Regions from separate parts of the Homo sapiens genome. Here regions 2 and 3 are each linked to region 1. A link is a loop called in an ENCODE intact Hi-C map of the cell type or tissue named here. Cell type or tissue: natural killer cell. All regions are shown on one strand.

Region 1 (5,000 bases):
AGAGTGAAATTCTATCTCAAAAAATAAATAAAATAAAATAAAAATAATAAATTCACAAGTCGTGATTTTCCTGGAAAATGTTGATGCTGTTGGGAAGGAGAGAAGTCTGAGGACTCAGATAAGCCTGTTCTGCCTCTGAAGCAGCTCGGCGTTGTAATAAGTAAAGGCACCAGTGGGAAAAGTCTCAGGGTGTTGTCTGCTGAAGCAGACTCAATGAGTTTTCCTGTGTGGGGTGGTGGGAAGGTTGGCAGGTAGACCACAAGGCAAATTAAGATAAGCTGGTGACTCCGGCCTTTGGAACAAAGAAATGGAAAACTACAGCCCCAGGCCGGGAGTGGTGGCTCAAGCCTGTAATCCCAGCACTTTGTTTATCATTATTATTTTGAGAGGGAGTCTTCCTCTGTCACCAGGCCTGAGTGCAGGTGGCGCGACCTCTGCTCACTGCAATCTCTGCCTCCCGGGTTCACGCCATTCTCTTGCCTCAGCCTCCTGAGTAGCTGGGATTACTGGCGTGCATCACCATGCCTGGCCAATTTTTGTATTTTTAGTAGAGACGGGGTTTCACCATGTTGGCCAGGATGGTCTCGAACTCCTGACCTCGTGATCCACCCGCCTCGGCCTCCCAAAATGCTGGGACTACAGGCGTGATCCACCACACCCGGCATCTATCTATGTGTCTGTCTATCTATCTATCTATCTATCTATCTATCTATCTATCTATCATCTATCACTTATCTATCCTATCAATTATCTACCCTATCATCTATCAATTATCTATCATCTGTCTACCTATCACCTACCATCTATCATATCTATAATGATTACTTATTATATCAATTAATCTTCTATTACATCTATTATTTGTCTATGCTCTCTTTGTATCTACTCTCTCTATATATCTATATGGATAGATATCTATGTATATCTATATGGATATATCTATGTGGATATATCTGTGGATATATCTATATGGATATATCTATGTGGATATACCCATATGGGTATATCTATGTGGATATACCCATATGGGTATATCTATGTGGATATACCCATATGGGTATATCTATGTGGATATACCCATATGGGTATATCTATGTGGATATACCCATATGGGTATATCTATGTGGATATACCCATATGGGTATATCTATGTGGATATATCCATATGGGTATATCTATGTGGACATATCTATATGGATATATCTATATGGATAGATATCATAATCATTTATTATATCTATCATCTCAGTTTTATCTATCTATATGTCTATCTATCATCTATCTACCTATCACCTATCATATCTATAATGATCACTCATTATATCAATCGATCTTCTATTCCATTTATTATCTATGTCCCTCTATCTTTGTATCTACTCTCTCTAGATATCTATCTAGATATCTGTCTATATAGATATCTACCTAGATATCACCTATCATAATCATTTATTATATCTATCATCTAAGTTTTATCTATCTATATGTTTATCATCTATCACCTACTATCTATCGTATCTATAATGATCACTTATATCAATTAATCTTCTATTCCATCTATTATCTATGTCTCTCTTTGTATCTACTCTCTCTATATCTATATAGATATCTATCTATATAGATATGTATCACCTATCATAATCATTTATTGTATCTATCATCTAAGTTTTATCTATCTATATGTCTACCATCTGTCTATCACCTACCATCTATCATATTGATAATGATCACTTATTATATCAATCGATCTTCTATTCCATCTATTATTTATGTGTCTTTCTATTTACTCCCTCTATATATCTATATAGATATCTATGTATCTATCACCTATCATAATCATTTGTTATATCTATCATCTAAGTTTTATCTATCTATTGATCTATCTATCATCTGTCTACCTATCACCTATCATCTATCATATCTGTAATGATCACTCATTATATCGGTCCATCTTCTCTTCCATCTATTATCTGTCTATCTGTCTATCTATCTTTCTATCTACTCCATCTATCTATCTATCTATCTATCTATCTATCTATCTATCTATCTATCTAGCTATCTATCTAGCTATCATCTATCTATGTATCATCTATCTATAACAGTGGTTCACAGGCCAGGGAGAATTCTACCCCCAGGGGAAACTTGGCAATGTCTAGAGACAATCACAAGAGAATGACAATCTGTGGACACCCTTGGTGTCAGTCCTGGGAAGTTTGCTCCTGGCCCCCGGTGTGTGGATCCCAGGACGGCTGCTCAACACCCACCAGTGCCCAGGACAGCCCCACCACAGAGAATCCTCCCGCTCCCAATGTCAGCAGTGCCGAGGTTGAGAATGCCCCATCCTGCATGTTGGGGACAATATCAGTTTGCTTTTCCCTTTTCTTTTTTTTCTTGAGATGGAGTCTCGCTCTGTCATCCAAGCTGGAGGGCAGTGGTGCGATCTCGGCTCACTGCAACTTCCGCCTCCCGGGTTCAAGCGATTCTCCTGCCTCAGCCTCCTCAGTAGCTGGGATTACAGGCACCCACCGCCATGCCCGGCTAATTTTTGTATTTTTAGTAGAGAAGGGGTTTCACTGTGTTGGCCAGGCTGGTCTCGAACTCATGACCTCGTGATCAGCCCACCTCAGCCTTAAAGTGCTGGGATGACAGGAGTGAGCCACCGTGCCAGCCTCAGTTTGTTTTTCTGCTGATACTGGCTCACTTTCCCTGTGGCCACACATTCTTCTGTCCACAGACCATCCCTCCAGCCACAGAAGGGAGGAGGGTGTGACCCCAACCCCTTATCTAGCAACAGAAGGAGCTGTGGTAGGGCAGCTCCTCAGAAGCCGGAAATCTGCAAGCTCTCGGGGGAGGGTGGAGCCCAGCGCGTTGTAACATCTCTTTTTCCCCGAAGAGGAAGCACAGACTATCAGGCCTGTTTCCAAATCTCAACTTCCTGACCCGGCTTACCTTCAGGCTTTAACAAGCTCCCAGCCTCCTCCTAGCTGGCTCTGGCTAAAGCTGGAGTCCAGGAACCTCAAATAGCCTAGAGGCTCTCTCCAGGGCTTGAGTAGCACCAGGAAGGGCCACGTGGTCTGCGCTGGACAGAGACCTTCCTGGGGTGCAACGTGACACTTCCTGCCCCAGAGGCAGCTCCAGCAGAAACAGCTGCAGGCATCCCCAGCAATCCTCATCCCAAGCTCCTTCCACAGCTCACAGCGTCCGTGATGCGGGATCAACACAACCTGCTGGCTATATTTGAGGCTTGCCAGATAGCCTGGCTCCTGCATTCTTGCCTCGGGATTCCCGTTGTGATCTGCTTTTTCCAGTCCTTTCTGGGACCCCTTTCATTGCTGACAGCCGCTGGGGGCTGAACCGGCCAGGGCTGAATCTGCAGACGTGTCCAAGGCGCGTCCCAGAGCAAGGGCTTGGTGGGGGGGGGGGTCAGGGACCCGGGGCCTGTCGTTTAATGAGCTCTCACGGACACTTTAAGCCCATTTATGCCGGAGGTTGCAAGTTTTTTTGGTGTAAAAAACCAGATCTTGGCGATGACCTTCAGCCTTCAGACAAGCTTAGCGTTCCAATAATGGAACGCTAGGCATACACGGGTTCCTCATGAGCTCTCCCCCCAGGAAAACCCGAAGGCTCAGGGGCGGCCTTTCTGCAGCTGAGGACACGCAGAGGCAGAAGACGGGAGACGCGCCTCGATCGCGGCCCCAAAGTATATACGTTGAGTTCCAAACGCCTCTGGTCTCCGGGAATGACGCCTCGTTTGGAATTAAGGCCCTTGCAGATGTAATTAGTTAAAAGAAAGGCGCCGGGGCCCAGCCGTTAATTCAGTACCGCCCGCGTGGAAATCCGAGCCTGGCTGCGCCTTTGGAATTCCAGGGGTGGGGGAGGGATTCCAGGGGTGGGGGAGGGATTCCTTTAACCCTTTCTTCTCCGGATCGCTAGTAACGAATCAAGCACCCAGGACAGTGAACCCTGCCAGAAACAAGAAGCAGAAAAGTGACAGCTGTGACTAACCCTGGAATCCCTCCCCTCCACCTCCACAAGAAAAGTCCGGGGTTTTCCGGCACCCCTCAACTCAAGGGGTGGGTAGTACAGGCTGTCTCCTCTCCTCTCCTCTCGTCTCCTCTCCTCTCCCCTCCTCTCGTCTAGTCTCCCCTCCCCTCCCCTCCCCTCCCCCCTCAACTCTACGAGTGGGTAATACAGGCTGTCCTCTTCTCTTTTCTTTTCTTCTCCCCCCTCCATTCCCCTCCCCTCCCCTCTCCTCCTCTCCCCTCCATTCCCCTCCCCTCCCTTTCCCCCTCAAGTCAACGGGTGGGTAGTACAGGCTCTTGTCCTCTCTTCTCCTCTCTTCTCTTCTCCCCTCCCCTCCCCTCCCCTCCCCTCCCCTATCCTCCCCTCCCCTATCCTCCCCTCCCCTATCCTCCCCTCCCCTCCCCTATCCTCCCCTCCCCTATCTTCCCCTCCCCTATCCTCCCCTCCCCTATCCTCCCCTCCCCTCCCCTCCTCTCCCCTCCTCTCCCCTCCCCTCTCCTCTCTTCTCTTCTCTTCACCCCTCAACTCAACGGGTGGGTAGTACAGGCTGTCTCTTCTCTTCTCTCTCTTTCTTTTTCTTTCTTTCTCTTTCTTTCTTTTCCTTCTTTCTTTCTCTCTCTCTCTCCCTCCCTCCCTCTCTCTCTCTCTCTCTCTCTCTCCTTCCTTCCTTCCTTCCTCCGTCCCTCCCTCCCTTCTTTCTTTCTTGAGATTCTTTTCTTTTCTTTTTTGAGATAGAGTTTTGCTCCTGTTGCCCAGGCTGGAGTACAATGGCGCGATCTCGGCTCACGGCAACCTCCGTCTCCCAGGTTCAAGCGATTCTCCTGCCTCAGCCTCCCGAGTAGCTGGGATTACAGGTGTGCACCACCACGCCCAGCTAATTTTTTGTATTTTTAGTAGAGACGGGGTTTCTCCATGTTGGCCAGGCTGGTCTCGAACTCCTGATCTCTGGTGATCCACCCACCTCAGCCTCCCAAAGTGCT
Region 2 (5,000 bases), 1.3 Mb before region 1:
TTGTTTTTGTTTGTTTGTTTGAGACAGAGTCTCACTCTCTGTCACCCAGGCTGGAGTGCAGTGACATGATTTTGGCTCACTGCACACTACAACCTCCATCTCCCAGGCTAAACCAATTCTCGTGCCCCAGCCTCCCGAGTAGCTGGGAGTACAGGTGTGCACCACCGCACCTGGCTAATTTTTGCATTTTCCTTTTAGTAGAGATGGGGTTTCACCGTGTTGACCAGGCTGGTCTCAAACTCCAGGCCTCCAGGAATCCACCTGCCTTGGCCACCCAATGTGTTGGGATTACGGGAAGGAGCCACTGCACCTGGCCAGTGTATGTTTGTAAGGCTCACCCACACTGTAGCATGTGTCAGCACTTGAAACCTTTTTCTGCCTGAATCACATTCCACTGTATGGATATGCCATATTTTGTTAAATCCGTTCATTGGCTGAGGGACGTTTGGGTCACCTTCACTTTTTGGCTATTTTGAGTAGTGCAGCTATCAACATTACGTGTATAAATGTACAAGCTATTTGGTGGACACGTGTTCTCGTTTTTCTCTTGAGTATGTGCCCAGAAGCAGAATTGCTGGCTCATAGGGTGATGTGGTTTGGCTGTGTCCCCACCCAAATCTCATCTTGAATTCCCATGTGTTGTGGGAGGTAATTGAATCATGGGGACAGGTCTTTCCCATGCTGTACTCATGGTAGTGAATAAGTCTCATGAGATCTGATGATTTTATAAAAGGGAGTTTTCCTGCACAAGCTCTCTCTTTGCCTGCTACCATCCATGTAAGACGTGACTTGCTTCTCCTTGCCTTCTGCCATGATTGTGAGGCCTCCCCAGCCACATGGAACTATAAGTTCATTAAACCTCTCTTTCTTCTGTTAGTTGCCCAATTTTGGGTATGTCTTTATCAGCAGTGTGAAAACAAACTACTACATATGGTATGTCTTCGGTTAACCTTTTGAGGAAACATCAGACTCTTCCATCTCTGTATCTTTCCAATTTCAATCTAAACGGACTCAAATCTGACTCTTAGACTCCACTCCCCTGGGAAATGTGATGTCGGCTATTATTGCGGTTCCCTCTCCTCCCTAGAGTCTCCTAAGAATTTGGGTCATGCTCCATTTTCAGACAATTTGAAAATTGGTCTGTTATGGTCTCTGCTCTGAAAAGCTTCATTCTCATCCCACCTCCTGCCCCGGCTTCCAGCAGCCTCCCTTAAAATTCTGGGGATGCAGACATCTGTGCTGAGGCTGAGAAGCCAGGAGCCTGGAGACCAGCGTCCCTGGGCAGGTGCAGTGGAACCAGCTGGCCATGTGCCAAAATTCCTGTGACCCTTCCCTGGTACTGTGCTGTCTTTGCTGAGAGCTGGCCGCCTGCTCAGGGGTCCCTAAGTCTTACACTGGACAACTGGATGAGTGAGAAATAATTATTTAATTGTTAAGCCACAGAAATTCCAGGGCTCATGTGTTACAGCCAGTCATTTCTCATGAACTAATACAGTAGATGGCTTGGATCAACCCCCTCTGATGGGATGCTGCTTCTCTTCTCGGTTGGTGGAAAAAGAATTTCCATCAGTCTCTCTCTCCTTGTCTCTCTCTCTCTCTCTTTATTCCTTTTCCTTTCTGTCTCCATCTCCCTCTCCCTGACTCTTCTGGCCCCTCCCTACCATTGTCAGATAAAATATCAGGTTGCACACGGTAACGCACGTCTGTAATCCTAGCACTTTGGGAGACTAAGGCAGGAGGATTTCTTGAGTTCAAGAGTTCAAGACCACCCTGGACAACATAGTGATACCTCGTCTCTACAAAACAAACAAACAAACATATTAGCTGAGCATGGTGGCACACGCCTGTGATTTTAGCTGGTCTGGAGGCTGAGGTGGGAGGATTGCTTGCCCCCAGGATGTCAAGGCTGCAGTGAGCTGTGATGGCACCACTTCTTTCTAGCCTGGGTGACAGAACAAGACCCCCATTTCAAAAAAAAAAAGACACAACATCATCAAAAATTGTACTTAAATATAAAAGTTTGAATACTGAAAAGTCTCCCACAGCAAGCAGGCTTTAAAACTCCAAAATCTATCTGTACACAGCACTTTTTTTTTTTTCACTCTTCTCAGATCTAAGAACGATGACAGGTGGCCATGGTGCCTCGTGTCCCCTTGCAGGGGTGCAGGGGTACACACACCTTTTTTTTTTTTTTTTTTAATTTGAGATGGAATCTCGCTCTGTCGCCCAGGCTGGAGTGTAGTGGTGAGATCTCGGCTCACTGCAAACTCCGCCTTCCGGGTTCACGCCATTCTCCTGCTTCAGCCTCCCGAGTAGCTGGGACTACAGGCGCCCGACCATCACGCCAGGCTAATTTTTTGTACTTTTAATAGAGACGGGGGTTTCACCATGTTGGCCAGGCTGGTCTCGAACTCCTGACCTCGTGATCCTCCCGCCTCGGCCTCCCAAAGTGCTGGGATGACAGGCGTGAGCCACCGTACCCAGCCTCGGTGAAAACCTCAGAGGCAGGCAGCATATTCCCTGCCGAGCCGGTAGGTGGCGCAGTCAGATAAGCATTAACTAAATCACAGCTCCCTCTCCCCATCAGAATCTTTATCTAGAGGGTAACCCCAAACCTGAGAATTTGGTCAGGTCCGCACACACACAGGCATCATCATTCTTCAGCGCCATCATGAAGGGCTCTTCTCCCCCTGTTAAAGGAAACTATCACATAGTCTTCCGAAACAGCCAGTCAAAAACTTTGTGATGCAGGAAAGAACAAAAAAAAATTAAAGGACGATTACAGAATAAATATTTACATTTCTGCCTGTAACACGGACTCTGAAGCATTGGAATAATGAGGACTTGCACACCGCAAATGGGCATCAAAATCGGGCTTTATACTTGAAAAATGAAGTTTTGTGTCAAAGAAAAGGGACATTTCAAACACCACATTTATGTTTGACCCACATATACATGTGATTTTAGCTGGTCTGATATTATATTATATTATATATATATATATTTGTTTGTTTGTTTGTTTTGAGACAGAGACTCACTCTGTCGCCCAGGCTGGAGTGTTGTGGAGCAATCTCGGCTCACTGCAGTCTCCGCCTCCTGGGTTCAAGTGATTCTCCCGCCTCAGCCTCCCGAGTAGTTAGGACTACAGGCGCCTGCTTCCGTGCCCTGCTAATTTTTGCATTTTTAGTAGAGACGGGGTTTCACCATGTTGGCCAGGCCGGTCATGAACTCCTTGACTTCAGGTGATCCACCTGCCTCGGCCTCCCAAAGTGCTGGGATTACAGGCGTGAGCCACTGCACCTGGCCAGTACCTTTATACCCTTCTGGAAAGAGAACATGTTCCTTCCCCTGTTGACACTGAATTATGTCAACAGTTCTCCCCCAAGTAATGCATGGGTTTAAATCACACAGGTGATTTCAACTTGCTGCCCCCACTATTTCATTTGACAAAGGACACAGTCCTGCCTACCTGAGAGGCAGTGGCTCTACGTAAAAAGTTTTAACACACAGGAAACACCATTAAAGGGTTAGTGACTAACCCATATTTCCTGTTTTTTTGGTTTGTTTGTTTGTTTTCCCCACACATCCCCACTGGCCTGAATGAGACCTCAAGGTGTCTCATTCTTACTTTATCTTACAATCACTCTGATGGTCAAGAAGCTTGAGCACATGGGAATTCTTAAATCAAGGCACATGATTGTTACAAAGAATAGACGCTGAGGTGGGCGGATCACCTGAGGTCAGGAGTTCAAGACCAGCCTGGCCAGTATGGTGAAACCCCGTCTCTACTAAAAATACAAAAATTAGATGGGTGTGGTGGCACGTGCCTGTAATCCCAGCTACTCAGGAGGCTGAGGCGGGAGAATCGCTTGAACCTGGGAGGCAGAGGTTGCAGTGAGCGGAGATCATGCCACTGCACTCCAGCCTGGGTGACAGAGTAAGACTCCATCTCAAAACAAAAACAACAAAAACAAACCAAAAAAACAAGTTAATTAGAATGCATGGCCAACGTTGTGTTCCCCAGCTCTGTTGGTTTTCACATTTTTTTCCACAAACGAAATAAAAATGAAAGCAAAGCTTAAAGCTAAAAAGCATACCCATTTAGACAATCTGTAAATATATACTTTGTTGAAATAACACTGTGAGAGTTTGTGCACATTTCTTTGGTTGTTTTCGTCATCTGAATCCATGGCTGACTGGCTCCCACTCTGCTATTTTAAAAATAAAATGTCCTTTCTTCTATCGTTTCTGTGGTTTTGTCGCCAACCCATATTTGCTGGAATAAGGTAGTAAAAAACATACACTAAAGTCTGAAGTCCCCATCAGCTCTGCTAACTTATTACTAGTTTTCACACACACTGAGTTTAATGAATCTATGTTTTGGAACAAAGCAGTTACCTTAGGAACTTGAGAGATGTTTCCGGCCAGGCGCGGTGGCTCACGCCTATAATCCCAGCACTTTGGGAGGCCGAGGAGGGTGGATCACAAGGTCAGGAGACCGAGACCATCTTGGCCAACATGGTGAAAGCTCATCTCTACTAAAAATACGAAAATTAGCTGAGCGTGGTGGCACACACTTGTAATCCCAGCTACTTGGGAGGCTGAGGCAGGGGAATTGCTTGAACCCAGGAGGCGGAGGTTGCAGTGAGCCTAGATTGTGCCACTGCGCTCCAGCCTGGCGACAGAGTGAGACTCTGGCTCACGAAAAAAAAAAAAAACCTAGAGAGATGTTTCCTTGTAAAACCACCCCATTCTAAAAAGCAGGTGGGTTACATCTGCTTCCCTGTAAAGAGAACTCTTTCTAGTGTTAGCTGCTCTGTTCATAGATAAAAAATGCTGGACACCTAAAATGTTAGTTTAAATTTATTAATAGCATCTACATAAAATCTTAGCTATTTCACACAACACTACCCACTATCATATTTGAAATAATCTGAGCAAATAGTAAAAAGACATATCCCAAAGACAACAACACTGGCAGACTAAAGAAAAGCAGAAAC
Region 3 (5,000 bases), 330 kb before region 1:
CCCAGGAGTTCAAGACCAGCCTGGGCAACCTAGCAAGACCCCATCTCTGCAAACATAATTAGTCGAGTATGCTGGTGCATGCCTGTAATCCCAGCTATTTGGGAGGCTGATTTAGAAGGATTGCTTGAGCCCAGGAATTCAGGATCAGCCTCTGCAGCACAGCAAGACTCCATCTCTACAAAAAAAAAAAATAATAATAATAATACAAAAAGTTAGCCAGGTGTGGTTGCATGTGCTTGTAGTCTCAGCTACTTAGGAGGCTGAGGTGGGAGGACTACTTCAGCCCGGTAGGTCAAGGCTGCAATGAGTTATGATCGCAACACTGCCCTCCAACCCGGGCAAAGGAGCGAGACCTTTTTTCAAAATAATAATGACAATAATCATAATAAGCACAATAATAATCATGCATTTTCTTCCACAGACTTATACAGGGGACGCTGGTACACTTCAAAAGAAAATTCCAGCTGGGCACAGTGGCTCACGCCTGTAATCCCAGCACTTTGGGAGGCCGAGGTGGGTAGATCACGAGGTCAGGAGATCAAGACCATCCTAGCGAACACTGTGAAATCCCATCTCTAATAAAATACAAAAAACTTAGCTGGGCGTGGTGGCACGTGGCTGTAGTCCCAGCTGCTCAGGAGGCTGAGGCAGAGGAATCGTCTGAACCCGGGAGGTGGAGGTTGCAGTGAGCCAAAATCACACCACTGCACTCCAGCCTGGCGACAGAGCAAGACTCCATCTCACAAAAAAAAAAAAGAGAGAAAGAAAAGGAAAGAGAAAGAAAGAAAGAAAGGAAAGAAAGAAAGAAGGAAGGAAGGAAGGAAGAAAGAAAGAAAGAAAGAAAGAAAGAAAGAAAGAAAGAAAGAAAGAAAGAAAGAAAGAAAAGAAAAGAAAAGAAAAGAAATATAGGAAGAAAATTCCAGTCCTCATCTTGCTAAATGTTGGAAGAAAGATGGAGATTTAAGGAATACTGTCCAGAAGTCCCAGAGGAGATTTTAAGGCGTGAGGACACTGACCCATTTGCCCAAAGAAACAGCAAACCACGCTGAAAATGCAGAGTCCGTGTTTGAACCAGAGGAGGGCACTCAGTAAACAAACATTCCACTCCGGGAAACGGGGTAATTCTCTCCACCATCGCGTGAGAGGCCGTGCGGGCCAGAGGAAGTGACAGATAAAAACAGATTTCTAACTCAGCACAACACAACCACAGGCTCTACCTGGACGCTATGAGCTCATGTATGACTCAGACACTCATCTAGACCCACGGCCATTCCATCCTTCTGCAGCACGGACGGTTCCTACAATCTCTCCTGTGAAAAATACATCCGCCCCCCGCTTAATATCCCTTCTCTGTCCTCCTCGGCAGACCACACCCTAGCCCAAGTCATTTTTTTTTTTTAATATCAGCGTTTTGTATTCTTCTGCAAAGTGCTTATCATCAGCTGAAGCCATTTGTGCTTTGCTTTTCTGCAGTGAAGATTTCAGCATGCCGTTGGCCAGGTGCAGTGTCTCATGCCTGTGATCCCAGCACTTTGGGAGGCCGAGGGGGGAGGATTACTTGAGGCCGGAAGTTCAAGGCCAGCCTGCGCAACATGGCGAGACCCTCCCGTCTGTAAAAAGAAGAAAAAGAAAAAAATGAGCTGGGCGTGGTGGCACACACCTGTAGTCTCAGCCACTCGGGAGGGGCTGAGGCACAAGGATCGCTTGAGCCCAGGAGTTCCAGCCCGCAGTGAACTACGATTTTGCCACTGCACTCCAGCGTGGGCAACAGAGCTGGACTCTGTCTCAAAAAAAAAAAAAAAAAAAAAGAATTGTAATGATTTCCAAACAGACGTCTACCTCTTTTCTTGGAAGGATTGCTGGAGCCCGGGAATTCAGGACCGGCCTGGGCAATATAGCAAGACTCCATCCCTACAAAATAAATAAATAAATAAATAAATAAATAAATAAATAAATGAAATATAAAAAGTTAGCCAGGTGTGGTCATCTTAAGCGGGCTTTGGCCCCTGGAGGGTCTAACAATGTAATTTATCAGTCAAGAAAAGAGATGCATAAAACATAGACTCTACCTCAAAATCTGTCAATCAATCAATTACATTAAATAATATCAGCCAAGAAAAAATATATGAGAGTAAGACCCTGCCTCAAAATCAATCAATTAATTAATAACAGCCAAGAAAAGAGATGCCTAAGGCAGAGCGAGACTGTGCCTCAAAATCAATCAATTAAAGTAAATAATATCAGCCAAGAAAAGAGATGTGAAAACAGAGACCCTACCTCAAAATCAATCAATTAATTAAAGTAAATAATATCAGCCAAGAAAAAATATGTAAGAGAGACGCTGCCTCAAAATCAATCAATTAATTAATAACAGCCAAGAAAAGAGATGCCTAAGACAGAGCGAGGCTGTGCCTCAAAATCAATCAATTAATTAAAGTAAATAATATCAGCCACGAAAAAATATGTAAGAGAGACTATGCCTCAAAATCAATCAATCAATTAATTAATATCAGCCAAGAAAAGAGATGCCTAAGACAGAGCGAGACTGTGCCTCAAAATCAATCAATTAATTAAAGTAAATAATATCAGCCAAGAAAAGAGATGTGAAAACAGAGACCCTACCTCAAAATCAATCAATTAATTAAAGTAAATAATATCAGCCAAGAAAAAATATGTAAGAGAGACCCTGCCTCAAAATCAATCAATCAATTAATTAATAACAGCCAAGAAAAGAGATGCCTAAGACAGAGCGAGACTGTGCCTCAAAATCAATCAATTAATTAAAGTAAATAATATCAGCCAAGAAAAAATATGTAAGAGAGACTATGCCTCAAAATCAATGAATTAATTAATATCAGCCAAGAAAAGAGATGCCTAAGACAGAGCGAGACTGTGCCTCAAAATCAATTAATTAAAGTAAATAATATCAGCCAAGAAAAGAGATGTGAAAACAGAGACCCTACCTCAAAATCAATCAATCAATTCATTAAATAATAAGAGGCAAGAAAAGAGATGTCTAAGAGGTGGGCATATTGGGACATGCAGTATCAGTTTCAACCTCCAGGAGGGGCTGGAGAGTAAAGCTCAGTGGCAGAGACAGAAGGTGGTGGTGGCCCCGGTAAAAACTCCAGACACTGAGGTTCTGATCAGCTTCCCTGGTGGGCTGACTTGACGTCTGTCATCACACATTGATGCTAAGAGGAGGGAACAGCACCCGTGAGTCCTTGGGGAGAGGACAATGGAAGCTGTGGGTCTCAGCTCCTCCTTGACTCTCTCTTGTACATCTCTTTGCTTGGCTGATGTTACTTAATTAAATTAATTCATTGATTGATTTTCAGGCAGGGTCTCACTCTGTCTTAGGCATGTCTTTTCTTCGCTGATATTATTTAACTTAATAATTGATTGATTGATTGATTTTGAGGTAGGGTCTCTGTTTTATGCATCTCTTTCCTTGACTGATATTATTTGTTTAATTGATTAATTGTTTGGTTTCGAGCAGGGTCTCACTCTCTTATACATCTCTTTTCTTGCCTGATATTATTTAATTTAATTAATTGATTGATTGATTTTGAGGTAGGGTCTCTGTTTTACGCATCTCTTTTCTTGGCTGATATTACTTACTTTAATTGATTGATTTTGAGGCACAGTCTCCCTCTGTCTTAGGCATCTCTTTTCTTGGCTGATATTATTTAATTTAATTAATTGATTGATTTTGAGGTAGGGTCTGTTTTATGCATCTCTTTCCTTGACTGATATTATTTATTTAAGTGATTAATCGGTTGGTTTCGAACAGGGTTTCACTCTCTTATACATCTCTTTTCTTGCCTGATATTTAATTTAATTAATTGATTGATTGATTTTGAGGTAGGGTCTCTGTTTTACGCATCTCTTTTCTTGGCTGATATTTTTACTTGAATTGATTGATTTTGAGGCACACTCTCGCTCTGTCTTAGGCATCTCTTTTCTTGGCTGATATTATTTAATTTAATTAATTGATTGATTGATTTTGAGGTAGGGTCTCTGTTTTATGAATCTCTTTCCTTGACTGATATTATTTGTTTAATTGATTAATCGGTTGGTTTCGAGCAGGGTTTTGCTCTCTTATACATCTCTTTTCTTGCCTGATATTTAATTTAATTTAATTAATTGATTGATTGATTTTGAGGTAGGGTCTCTGTTTTCACATCTCTTTTCTTGGCTGATATTATTTACTTTAATTGATTGATTTTGAGGCACAGTCTCGCTCTGTCTTAGGCATCTCTTTTCTTGGCTGATATTAATTAATTGATTGATTTTGAGGCAGGGTCTCTCTTACATATTTTTTCTTGGCTGATATTAGTTAATTAATTGATTGATTGATTTTGAGGTAGGGTCTCTGTTTTACACATCTCTTTTCTTGGCTGATATTATTTACTTTAATTAATTGATTGATTTTGAGGCACAGTCTCGCTCTGTCTTAGGCATCTCTTTTCTTGGCTGTTATTAATTAATTGATTGATTGATTTTGAGGCAGGGTCTCACTCTCATATATTTTTTCTTGGCTGATATTATTTACTTTAATTGATTGATAGATTTTGAGGTAGAGTCTGTTTTATGCATCTCTTTTCTTGGCTGATATTATTTAATTAATTAATTAATTAATTGATTTTGAGTAGGGTCTCACTCTCTTATCCACCTCTTTTCTTGACTGATATTATTTAATTCAATTAATTGCTTGATTGTGAGGTAAGGTCTCACTCTGTCTTAGGCATCCTTTTTCTTGGCTGATATTGATTGATTGATTTTGAGCAAGGTCTCACTCTGTCTTAGGCATCATTTTTCTTGGCTGACATTATTTAATATAATTAATTAATTGATTTTCAGGCGGGGTCTCACTCATACTTCACTTTCCTTAGCTAATATTATTTAATTTAATTAATTAATTGACTTTAAGGTAGGGTCTCTGTTTTATGCATCTCTTTTCTTCCTGATATTAATTAATTGATTGATTGATTTTTGAG

Evidence for each region. Hi-C counts contacts between places; a loop is a spot of excess contacts. Peaks named below come from ENCODE experiments on the same cell type or tissue, not always from the same donor. Only the 100,000 strongest peaks of a DNase experiment are listed, where the experiment ranks them.
Region 2: it touches region 1 in a loop (14-fold over the local background); 5 of 110 quality-filtered maps call a loop at or near these places.
Region 3: it touches region 1 in a loop (16-fold over the local background); 11 of 110 quality-filtered maps call a loop at or near these places.

What each region holds. Positions count from the first base shown.
Region 1 is chrX:1,247,562-1,252,561 of GRCh38, reverse strand. No RefSeq gene overlaps it. Among named protein-coding and RNA genes, the nearest start is that of CSF2RA, 19 kb to the left of the region's middle. RefSeq lists enhancers at 3,522-4,031, 3,533-4,049. In natural killer cell, no CTCF peak of the experiment used is centred here; DNase peaks (open chromatin) are centred at 2,851 and 4,041; H3K27ac peaks cover 854 bases.
Region 2 is chrX:2,591,027-2,596,026 of GRCh38, reverse strand. All of the region lies in intron 1 of LINC03112 (long intergenic non-protein coding RNA 3112), which reads left to right. Among named protein-coding and RNA genes, the nearest start is that of LINC03112, 16 kb to the left of the region's middle. In natural killer cell, a CTCF peak has its summit at 2,549 (motif pointing right); a DNase peak (open chromatin) is centred at 2,536.
Region 3 is chrX:1,579,417-1,584,416 of GRCh38, reverse strand. No RefSeq gene overlaps it. Among named protein-coding and RNA genes, the nearest start is that of AKAP17A, 9.7 kb to the left of the region's middle. In natural killer cell, CTCF peaks have their summits at 2,848 and 3,055 (motif pointing right); DNase peaks (open chromatin) are centred at 1,156 and 3,086.